Linked DNA regions of Homo sapiens: region 1 is linked to region 2. A link is a loop called in an ENCODE intact Hi-C map of the cell type or tissue named here. Cell type or tissue: mammary epithelial cell. All regions are shown on one strand.

What was found. Peaks named below come from ENCODE experiments on the same cell type or tissue, not always from the same donor. Only the 100,000 strongest peaks of a DNase experiment are listed, where the experiment ranks them.
Region 1: a loop joins it to region 2, with 5 times the contacts of the local background. A loop is called at or near these places in 1 of 110 quality-filtered maps.

What each region holds. Positions count from the first base shown.
Region 1 is chr16:3,762,574-3,767,573 of GRCh38, reverse strand. The region is part of intron 16 of CREBBP (CREB binding lysine acetyltransferase); the gene reads left to right. Among named protein-coding and RNA genes, the nearest start is that of TRAP1, 48 kb to the right of the region's middle. In mammary epithelial cell, no CTCF peak of the experiment used is centred here; no DNase peak of the experiment used is centred here.
Region 2 is chr16:4,367,048-4,372,047 of GRCh38, reverse strand. The region is part of intron 9 of CORO7-PAM16 (CORO7-PAM16 readthrough); the gene reads left to right. All of the region lies in intron 9 of CORO7 (coronin 7), which reads left to right. VASN (vasorin) reads right to left here and starts at 200. Exons shown (of 2, transcript NM_138440.3): 1 at 55-200. RefSeq lists enhancers at 1-818, 2,395-2,894. In mammary epithelial cell, no CTCF peak of the experiment used is centred here; a DNase peak (open chromatin) is centred at 2,917; H3K4me3 peaks cover 451 bases.

The DNA of each region.
Region 1 (5,000 bases), 600 kb after region 2:
CAGAAACACTCAGGCTGAGCAGGACCCCTGCCCTGTGCCTGTGGGGCTCATGGCAGGAGTGAGAGATGAGCTGCTGCTCCGAGGGCACCCAGGCTGCAGAGCTGTCTTCTGATGGTGCTGGCAGGGGCCGAGTTGAAATGTGTCTGGGTCCTTGAGCAGGTTAAGGAGCTTGGCTTTACTCATAAAAGTATAAAGAACCAGTGATGTATGTGAGTAGGAGAATAACCAAAAAAGCCATAATTTAAGGAAGATGGTCATTATGACAGCACAGGGTGACTTGGAGGCAGAAGGTTTCTGCAGGTGCAGTGAGGAAGCTGAGCATGCAGAGTGAGGGGCAGGGTGGCGCCTAGGGACCCTGTGTAGTGAGACATGGGGGAGGGGTAGGTTAGGCATCTTTGGGGTCTGAGATGTGTGAGGTAAGCCCGCCTCACAGTGGAAGTTGGATGGAATCCATTTGAGATGTATCCACAGTAAAGAGATAACAGGGTATCAGAAAATTGTCAAGTGAACCTTAGAAATGGGAGACAGGACTCAGAAAGTCCAAGGCTGCAGATGACACTTTTGGGAAAGATTGCAGAGAAATGTTAGAGACTGAGACCATGTTACTCTGCAGCTGGAAGGGACCCTGGAGAGTGTGGAGTACAGTGAATCTCAGGGCTCTTTATACTCTTAGAAATTGAGGGCCCCAGAGAGTTGTTGTGTGGATTATCTATCATTGCTTACTCTACTGGAAACTAAAGTTGAGAAATTTGAGTACAGTGGCTTACACCTGTAATCCCAGCACTTTGGGAGGCTGAGATGGGAGGCTTGCTTGATGCTGGGAGTTCAAAACCAGCCTGAGCAACATAGCAAGGCTCCATCTCTACAAAACTAAAATAAAACTAGCTAAGTGTGGTGGTGCACGCCTATAATTCTAGCTGCTCGAGAAGCGGAAGCGGCAGGATTGCCTGAGCCTAGGAGTTTGAGGCTGCAGTGAGCCCAGATCACATCACTGCACTCTAGCCTGGGAGACAAAAGTGAGATTGTTGTCTGAAAAAAAAAAAGAGAAAAATTTTTAAATATTTAGTTCATTTAAAATAGTCTGTTACATGGCACCCATAGAAAACATTTATATGAAAAACAATTTTTCCAAAACAAAAATAAGTAAGAATAGTGGCGTTATTAAGGGTATCTGCCTCTGCATTTACTGTGTTGTGATTGGTTATTTTGGTTGAAGTGTATGAAGAAAATCCTGTAGTTGGTAAAGGGAGAAGTATTTTCGTAGCCCTTTCAGCTGATTGTGGATATTCTTTGATACTATACCAAAATTCAGCCAGTGAAGGTTTCTTAAAGGTTAGTTGCGACATTGAACCAGAATCTATAGCACTGGATTTTTCATAGTCTGTGACATTAGAATCCATTGATCCATCTTGTACTTGGAATGGATCTTTTGTGCTTGCATGATTTTTTTTTCAATTGACACTTAAGTTCTGCAGATTTTCCATATGTTGACATATTTCACTATACAGTGTCAAAAAAAAATCAACATTTGTTAATACCACCATCAGTCTCTTCAAACAAGTCTTACCAACTTAGAAAAGCAGGGCGTGCATGGTGGCTCACACCCGTAATCTCAGCATTTTGGGAGGCTGAGGGGGAAGGATTGCTTGAGCCCAGGAATTCAGGGTCTATGATTGCACCACTGCACTCTAGCCTGGAGCTCAGGAGTTCGAGAGCAGCCTAGGCAACATGGCGAAACCTAATCTCTATTAAAAAAAAATTAGCTGGGTATGGTAGTGCATGCCTGTAGCTGCAGCTACTCGAGAGGTTGAGGTGGGAGAATCACCTGAGCCTGGGAGGTCAAAGATGCACTGAGCCTTGATCATGTCACTGTACTCCAGCCTAAGTGACAGAGTGAGGCCCTGTCTCAAAAAATAATACTAATAATAAATTTTGAGAAGCTGTGAAGCCCATGTACAAGTTTTCCAAAGCATTTGATTTTTTTATGAAAGCCCAAATTTTAGCATTGGCAACAAATACTGTCAGTTGTCCTTGAAGTAACTGGCCCTCTTTGTTCATTTCTGAGAAAATGTCTGACATATAACCAGAGCTTAGTAACTATAGCTTATCTCTCAGTCATTCCTGAAAGTTTTAATGTGCTCCACGAGGGCAAGCAGCTACTTCAGCTGTAAATTCCAACACTTGCCCAAGTACTGCCTCCTGATGTGGCCACTGTGCCTATGCAGCGCACATCTTTTATTCTGTGTGAGGAGATAGGCAGAATGTTTCATCACACAGAATAAAAGACATGTACCAGGCGGCCAGACGCGGTGCCTCACACCTGTAATCCCCGCACTTTCGGAGGCCAAGGCAGGCAGATCACGAGGTCAGCAGATCAGGACCATCCTGGCTAATACGGTGAAACCCCGTCTCTACTAAACAAAATACAAAAAATTATGCGGGCGTGGTGGCGGGCGCCTGTAGTCCCAGCTGCTCGGGAGGCTGAGGCAGGAGAATGGTGTGAACCCAGGAGGCAGAGCTTGTAGTGAGCCGAGATACTGCACTCCAGCCTGGGAGACAGAGCGAGACGCCGTCTCAAAAAACAAAAACAAAAACAAAAACAAAACAAAAAAAAAAACCACACACATGTACCAAACGCTTAAGATTTAATACAAGGAATACTTTTTACTATCTCATCAAGAATATTTTTTCAGCCAGGTGTGGTGGCTCACATCTGTAATCTCAGCACTTTGGAAGGCCAAAGTGGGAGGATCACTTGAAGCCAGGAGTTCAAGACTAGCCTGGGCAACATAGTAAGACCCTGTCTCTACAAAAAATTAAAAATCAGCCAAGTGTGGTGGTGCATGCCTGTAGTCCTGGCTACTCAGGAGGCTGAGGCAGCAGGATCACTTGAGCTCAGGGGTCCAAGGCTGCAGCAAGCTGTGATGCCACTGTTGGACTCCAGCCTGGACAACAGAGCAAGGCCCTATCTCAAAAATAAATTAATTAATTAAGAAATGAGTGGACACAGTGGCTCCCACCTATAATCCCAGCACTTTGGGAGGCGAACACAGGAGGATTACTTATGGCCAGGCGTTCAAGACCAGCCTGGGCAACGTAGTGAGACCCTGTCTCTACAAAACAGTTTAAAAATTAGCCAGGTGTGGTGGTGCACCTGTAGTCCCAATGGCTCAGGAGGCTGAGGTGGGAAGATTGCTTGAGCCCAGGAGGTTGAGGCTGTAGTGAACCATGATTGTGCCAGTGCGTTCTAGCCTGGATGAGAGAGTGAGACCCTGTCTTAAAAATAAAGAATATTTTTTCTTGGCTGGGAGCAGTGGCTCATGCCTATAATCCAAGGACTTTGGGAGGCTAAGGCAGGAGGAATACTTGAGGCCAGGAGTTCAAGCCAGCCTGGGCAACATAGCAAGAACCCATCTCTACCCAAAAAAAAGAAGAAAAATTTTAAACAAATTTTCTTAAGCATGGCTGGTATTTTTTTTCTTGTGACTGTACAGCAGCAGCAGTGTGTGTGATAACAGTAGAGTTTGGTGATGTTGGCTTTCTTTTCCTTTGTTTTTGCTTTTTAGCTGGGTGTGGCAGCATGCGCCTGTAGTCCCAGCTACTCGGAAGGCTGAGGCAGGAGAATCACTTGAACCCAGGAGGTGGAGGCTGCAGTGAGCCGAGATTATGCCACTGCACTCCAGCCTGGGCAACAGAGTGAGACTCCTTCTCAAAAAAAAAAAAAAAAAAGATTGCTTTTTTCCCATCTGTGCAGATGTCCAACATAGTGCAAAAGGCAAATGATAATTTAGTGTTATAAAAATTGTTTCAGGCCGGGCGCAGTGGCTCACACCTGTAATCCCAACACTTTGGGAAGCTGAGGCGGGTGGATCACCTGAGGTCAGGAGTTCCAGACCAGCCTGGCCAACATGGCGAAACCCCGTCTCTACTAAAAATACAAAAATTAGTCGGGCCTGGTGGCGCATGCCTGTAATCCCAACTACTCAGGAGGCTGAGGCAGAAGAATCACTTGAACCCAGGAGGCGGCAGAGGTTGCAGTGAGCTGAGATCGTGCCATTGCACTCCAGCCTGGGCAACAAGAGAGAAACTTCGTCTCAAAACAAAATTGTTTCAGGCTGGGCTTTGGGGTTCACACCTGCAACTCCAGCACTTTTGGAGGCTGAGGTGGGAAGATCACTTGAGGCCCAGAGTTCAAGACCAGCCTGGGCAACATGGTGAGACCCTGTCTCTGTAGAAAAAAATAAGAAAATAGCTGGTTATGGTGGTGCATGCTTATAGTCCCTCATGCTACTCATGAGGCTGAATTAGGAGGGTTGCTTGAGCCTAGGAGGTCAAGTTTGCATGCAGTGGGCTGTGATTACGCTACTGCACTCCAGAAGACCTCGTCTCAAAAAAAAAAAAAAAATTGGTTTCAGTTTTGGTGAAATAGTTTTCATCTTACAGCACATAGAAGGGCCTAGGGCAGTGCTATAACTTGAGCACCTAAAATGTGACCAGGGTGGCCGGGCGTGGTGGCTCACCCCTATAATCACAGCACTTTGGGAGGCCGAGGCGGGCGGATCACGAGGTCGGGAGATCGAGACCATCCTGGCTAATACAGTGAAACCCTGTCTCTACTAAAAGTACAAAAAATTAGCCGGCCATGGTGACAGGCGCCTGTAGTCCCAGCGACTCGGGAGGCTGAGGCAGGAGAATGGCATGAACCTGGGAGGCGGAGCTTGCAGTGAGCCGAGATCGCGCCACTGCACTCCAGCCTGGGCGACAGAGCAAGACTCCGTCTCAAAAAAATAAAAATGTGACCAGGGTGACCGAGGAACTGAGTTTTTTATTTTTTGTAATATTATTCGTTTGGTAAAATTTCAGTAGTCACAGGGGCTGGGGACTGCGATATGAGACAGCAGCCTCCAAGGGCTCGAGAGCCGCGTTTTTGGGAGATGCTGGTGCGCTGCAACAGCCCTGCCGCGTGGAGCAGGTCCTCGGGCCAGAGGAGGGGAGCGGCG
Region 2 (5,000 bases):
TGGCCGTGGCGCCCCCTTCCCCGCCCGCAGCCCCCCAGCCCCACAGAAACTCACCGGGAGGCGGCGGCGGCGCAGGGAGCCGGGCGGGGCAGGCCGCGGCCTCAGTCTTTCCTGGCGGGTCGGGCCCGAGGGGGTCCTGGGTCCCGAAGCAACTGCGTTCGAGTCCGCGTCCACCCGCCCCGGGCTCGGGCTCCGGAGTCGGCTCGCTGGAGGCAGGTCGCGCCTTAAGAGTCCCGGGGGGCGGGCCCGCCGCGGCAGGGGCGGGGCCTCTCCCCATTGGCCGGGGCGGAGCCGCGTGGAGACACGCCCCTTCCCCACCGAGGGGCTCGTGGGCCGGGTTGCCCTGGCCCTCACCCTGCGGCCACCTGACCTGCGCGGGGAGACCTTGCCCGTCGTGGGTTTGCCGGATGACACTGGGCAGGTTTCTGCTTTTTGTGTAAAAAGCGAGAGACTATTTAGGAATCCTAAGCGTCACAGCCCAGATGCCTATGAGGCACCAGGCAGGTGACAAATGCCAGAAGTCCACCCCAGGGCCTCTGCGGCCCTGGAGAGGCAGGATGGCGGGAGTGGGGCTGGTAAGGGCTGAGTCCTCATGACCAGCCCGGGCCAGCTAGAGCTTTGGATTTTTGAAGAGAAACTGGAAATCCAGATTTTTAGGTGAAATCTCTCAATGTGTTATTGTTGGTAGCTAATCCCAATTTCAAAAAACTCCTGGCAGCCCACACAAAGCCCTTTCAAGAGCCTCCTAAGTATAAACTCCAATGCCAAATCTGAGCTCAGGGTCCTCTTAGCCACGACAGCCTTAAGAGTTGTGAGCAGCCCTGGACTCTCTTCCCCACCATATTATGAGATGAAGGGGCTGTGTCAGGGAGGGCAGTGGTGGTCTGCCCACGGCCCCACAGTTACTGGCAGCTTCAAGCCTGAGCTGTGGAGGCATAGGGGTGGTCACCGTCGGTGGGTGGGGCCTGGGCTGCAGTTGACAGTGGCCCTTGATTGGGCAGGAGGGGCGGGTGCCAGGGGCCGGACTAGTCCAGAAAAATCCCCTGCCTTGGAGGATTCCAGGAAAACACTCTGCCCTCCTCCCCCTCCGCGTTTGTGGTCAGTCATGCCTCAGAGCCTTTGGGGGCCCAGCTCAGCTCCTGACTTCCGGAGAGCCTTGGGACACCCACACCCCCTCCAGCCCGGCCTGTAGCCAAGGCCCTTGGCTGGGCTAGCTCTAGTCTTTGGGGGGCCTGAAGGCTTATCCCTGGGAGGCTGGGCCACACCAGCTGGAGGGTTTCCTAGTCTCTGGAGGACTCAGTTATCTCCAGAAGGCAGGATGGCCTCTGTGTCTAGCCGTCAAGGGCTAAGCAGGGCCTGGCTGGGACAGTCACCTTCTGGACCTCCCGTCCACAGGGCCCTCTCCCCACAGGGCCCCTTTCCAGGGCTGGCAGGGCTCCACAACCCATACGTTTCTCGGTCTACATGGATTAGGGCATGGCTTGCGGACCTCTGTTCCTGGGTTGGGGCTGGCCTTTGGGTGCATTTAGTGCAGGCTTTATGGGAGTTTTTACAACTTTGAAGGCACTGCTAACATTGAAAAATCAGGTGGTTTCATATTAAAATGGGGCTTCCCAGCTTGCATTGAACAGGAACTCTCAGCTGGGGCTGAGTGGCGGTTGCTCCCTCTGCCAAAATGTGGGCTCATGGGTCACCCCAGTCCCCACCACTCCCTGCTGCCTCCTGCCAAGCTGTCCACTCACTTGAGTTTCCTGCCCGGCCCCAGAACCATCTGAGTTTCCAATCAGTGCTGTGCAGCCTCTTGTCGGACTGTTTCCCTGCCTCTTCCCTTGGCCCTGTGTCCTCTGAAGCCCTCAGAAGCATCCACAGATGCCCAGGGTCAGGGGTAAAGAGGGCTCCAAGAGCCTCCAGCCTGGCTTTCCTCAAGGAACAGGACCTCCTGATGTCCTTGAAGCTTCTCACCTCTGTGGCAGGTTCTTGTAGACGGAGAGACCCCATCTGCCTGGTGTTCACCCCCTGCCCCAATCCTGTGCCCTGGCCTTACACAGGTCCCCACTTACCCAGAGGCTCAAGGGAAGCTTTTAGGAGACCCCTCTCAGTTTATCCAACATTGCCTTGTATGGTTTCAAGGTGCCACCCGCCTTTAGAACCTGGTTACCAGCAGTCTGCACACAGCGGGGGAGCTAGGGGCTGTGGGGGTGGAGGGGGGTCAAAGGATCCTAACTAACTCTCCAGCCTGGGTGATAGGGACAGATCCAAGGGACCCAGCCTGCTTTGAACTGGCGCAATGGCAGAATGTCTGGGTTGGTGGGAAGGGGCCTGAGCGGGAGGGATGGGCTGGAGGGGAGGACAGAGGAGGAGCCTTGCAGCTGCTCCTTGTAGCAAGCACACCCTTGGTGCTTCCCCTCGGTGCTAATCACAGGAGTCCTGGGAGAGCTGGCGGGGCTTATCCGGAGGCTGAAACTGCTCGTGCCTCCCAGTTGGTACTGAGGTTGTCTTCTAGCTCCTGGGACCTGGCTGAGGGGCGGGGGCAGATCTGGGCTTTAGACCTTCTATAACTTTATGCCTGGGACAGACCCCTGGACCTGGGTCAGGGTCAGAGCCCTTCCCAGTGGCAGGCCCAGATTCCAGCAGGAGAGGTGCCGGCAATACCTCTTACCACCTCTGGCCCTCTGCCTGGCTGGGGCTCATGTACCATGTTCCAGACCCAGACCCAGCTTGGCTCTCTTCACACAGCCTGGGGTCAGGCCCATGCCAACACTTGGCCAACCTTTGGGGCTGGGTGCCATGACCCCATTTCTTGGCCCGTGCCACGGCAGACAGGATGCCCCTGCCTGGCAGAGTTGTCCAGATGGCTCTGCCTGAGGCAAGGAAGACTGGCCTGACCTGTCAGAGGAGCCAGCCCTGCCCTCCCTGACTTCCTGCCCACTCGGCCTCAGCTCCTGAGTCAGTGGCTGGCTGGCTGGGACGATGGAACGGGGGTGAGGGAGGCTGAGCACCAGGCCTCCTCAGGCAGTTGGCTCAGCGCACAGGTGAGCCTCTGATGCCATGAGGTGGCCCCAGGCCTGTTTCCCACCTCTCATAAGGGCAGCAGAGGGGCCACAGGAGACCTGCCTATCCTACTTGCCCTCAGCTTCTGTCCTGGCACCTGTTTCCACTCCTCCCAGCCTGTGCCCCCAGCAGCCAGTGTGATCCCTACTCTGTGCCAGTCTGGTCCTATCCTCTTTCTATTTTTATTTTTTTGAGATAGGGTCTTGCTGTGTTACCCAGGCTGATGTGATTTTTTTTTTTTTTTTTTTTGAGATGGAGTCTCACTCTGTTGCCAAGGCTGGAATGCAGTGGTGCAATCTTGGCCCACTGCAACCTCCGCCTCCCGGGTTCAAGTGATTCTCCTGCCTCAGCCTCCTGAGTAGCTGGGATTCCAGGTGCACGCCACCATGCTCAGCTCATTTTTGCATTTTTAGTAGAGACGAGTTTTCACCATGTTGGCCAGGCTGGTCTCAAACTCCTGACCCAAAGTGATCGGCCTCCCAAAGTGCTGGGATTACAGATGTGAGCCACCATGCCCAGCTGGCGATGCGATCTTGACTCACTGCAGCCTCAAACTCCTGGGCTCAAGTGACCCTCCTGCCTCAGCCAGCCGAGTAGCTGGACCACAGGTGTGCACTACCACAGCAGGCTAATTTTTAATTTTATTTTTTGAGATGGAGTCTCACTCTGTCACCCAGGCTGGAATGCATTGGTGCCATCTCGGCTCACTGCAAACTCCACCTGCCGGGTTCAAGTGGTTCTCCTGCCTCAGCCTCCCAATTAGCTGGGATTACAGATGCACACCACCACACTTGGCCAATTTTTGTATTTTTAGTAGAGACAGGGTTTCATCATGTTGGCCTGGCTGGTCTCAAACTGCTGACCTCCAGTGATCCACCCACCTCGGCCTCCCAAAGTGCTGGGATTACAGGCGTGAGCCAGCATACCTCGCTAATTTTTTAATTTTTAATTTTTTGAAGAGCCATGGTCTCATGATGTTGCCCAGGCTGGTCACAGTGTTGACCTACTGGGCTCAAGTGATTCTCCCACCTCAGCCTCCCAAAGTGCTGGCTGGGATCACAGACATGAGTCACTAGGCCTGGCCTAGCCTCTTTTGCTTGAAACGCACCGTCACCTTTTCATTGCTCGTCCACTGGAGGCAGAACTCCCCCTCCCCACATGCACCAGGCCCCTTCCCGTCTAGCCTCCACCTGCCCATCCTGAGCCTCAGCCCTCACCCACACTGTCCAGGCTGTCAGGCACATTGTCCATCTTGTTCCTCAAACAGGCCATGAACCCACCTGCCACAGGACCTTTGCACAGGTTGTGTTCTCTCTGAAACTCTCTTCCTGTGAGGTGTTTGATTTCTGCATGACCTTGGGATCGCAGGGATCACCCCTTCCCCCACTGCTGAGGCCCAGTCCCCCTGCTCTGTCACTGTGTGTCCTCGGTGAACCTTCCCTTCACATGTTTGTCTATGGGATTGTGTCTGTCTGCCTCTTGTGCTAGGCTGTGAGCACCTTGAGGACAGAGGCAGGGTCTGTTGCACTCATCTCTGGGCATACCTACATGCAGGTCGAGCCGAGGACCAGGCACAGACCAGCTCATCAAAGGAGTGAATGATTGTGAACGAATGAATGAGTGAAAGCCCTGTCAAAGCTGCTGAAGGGACTTGCTTCCAGCCCCAGTGGAGCCAGTGTCAGTGTGGAGGGCACTCCAGGTCACGCACCACCTTGGTCCCCTACCCTCCGCCTCCGCCTCCACCTCTACAAGCAGTGGTCAGGCCGGGATGCAAAGGGCATTGCTGAGCCCGGCTCACCCTGCTGGGCCCTCAGTAAGTAGGGGCCTGTGTTACTCACAGGTGACCAGCCCAAGGCACTCCAGGAAGTCATGGAGACACCCAGGGCCCCACCCAGCTTCCCAGCCACTCTGTGGCTCCTGGAAGTGTGGGGAGGGGAGGTGGGCAGGAC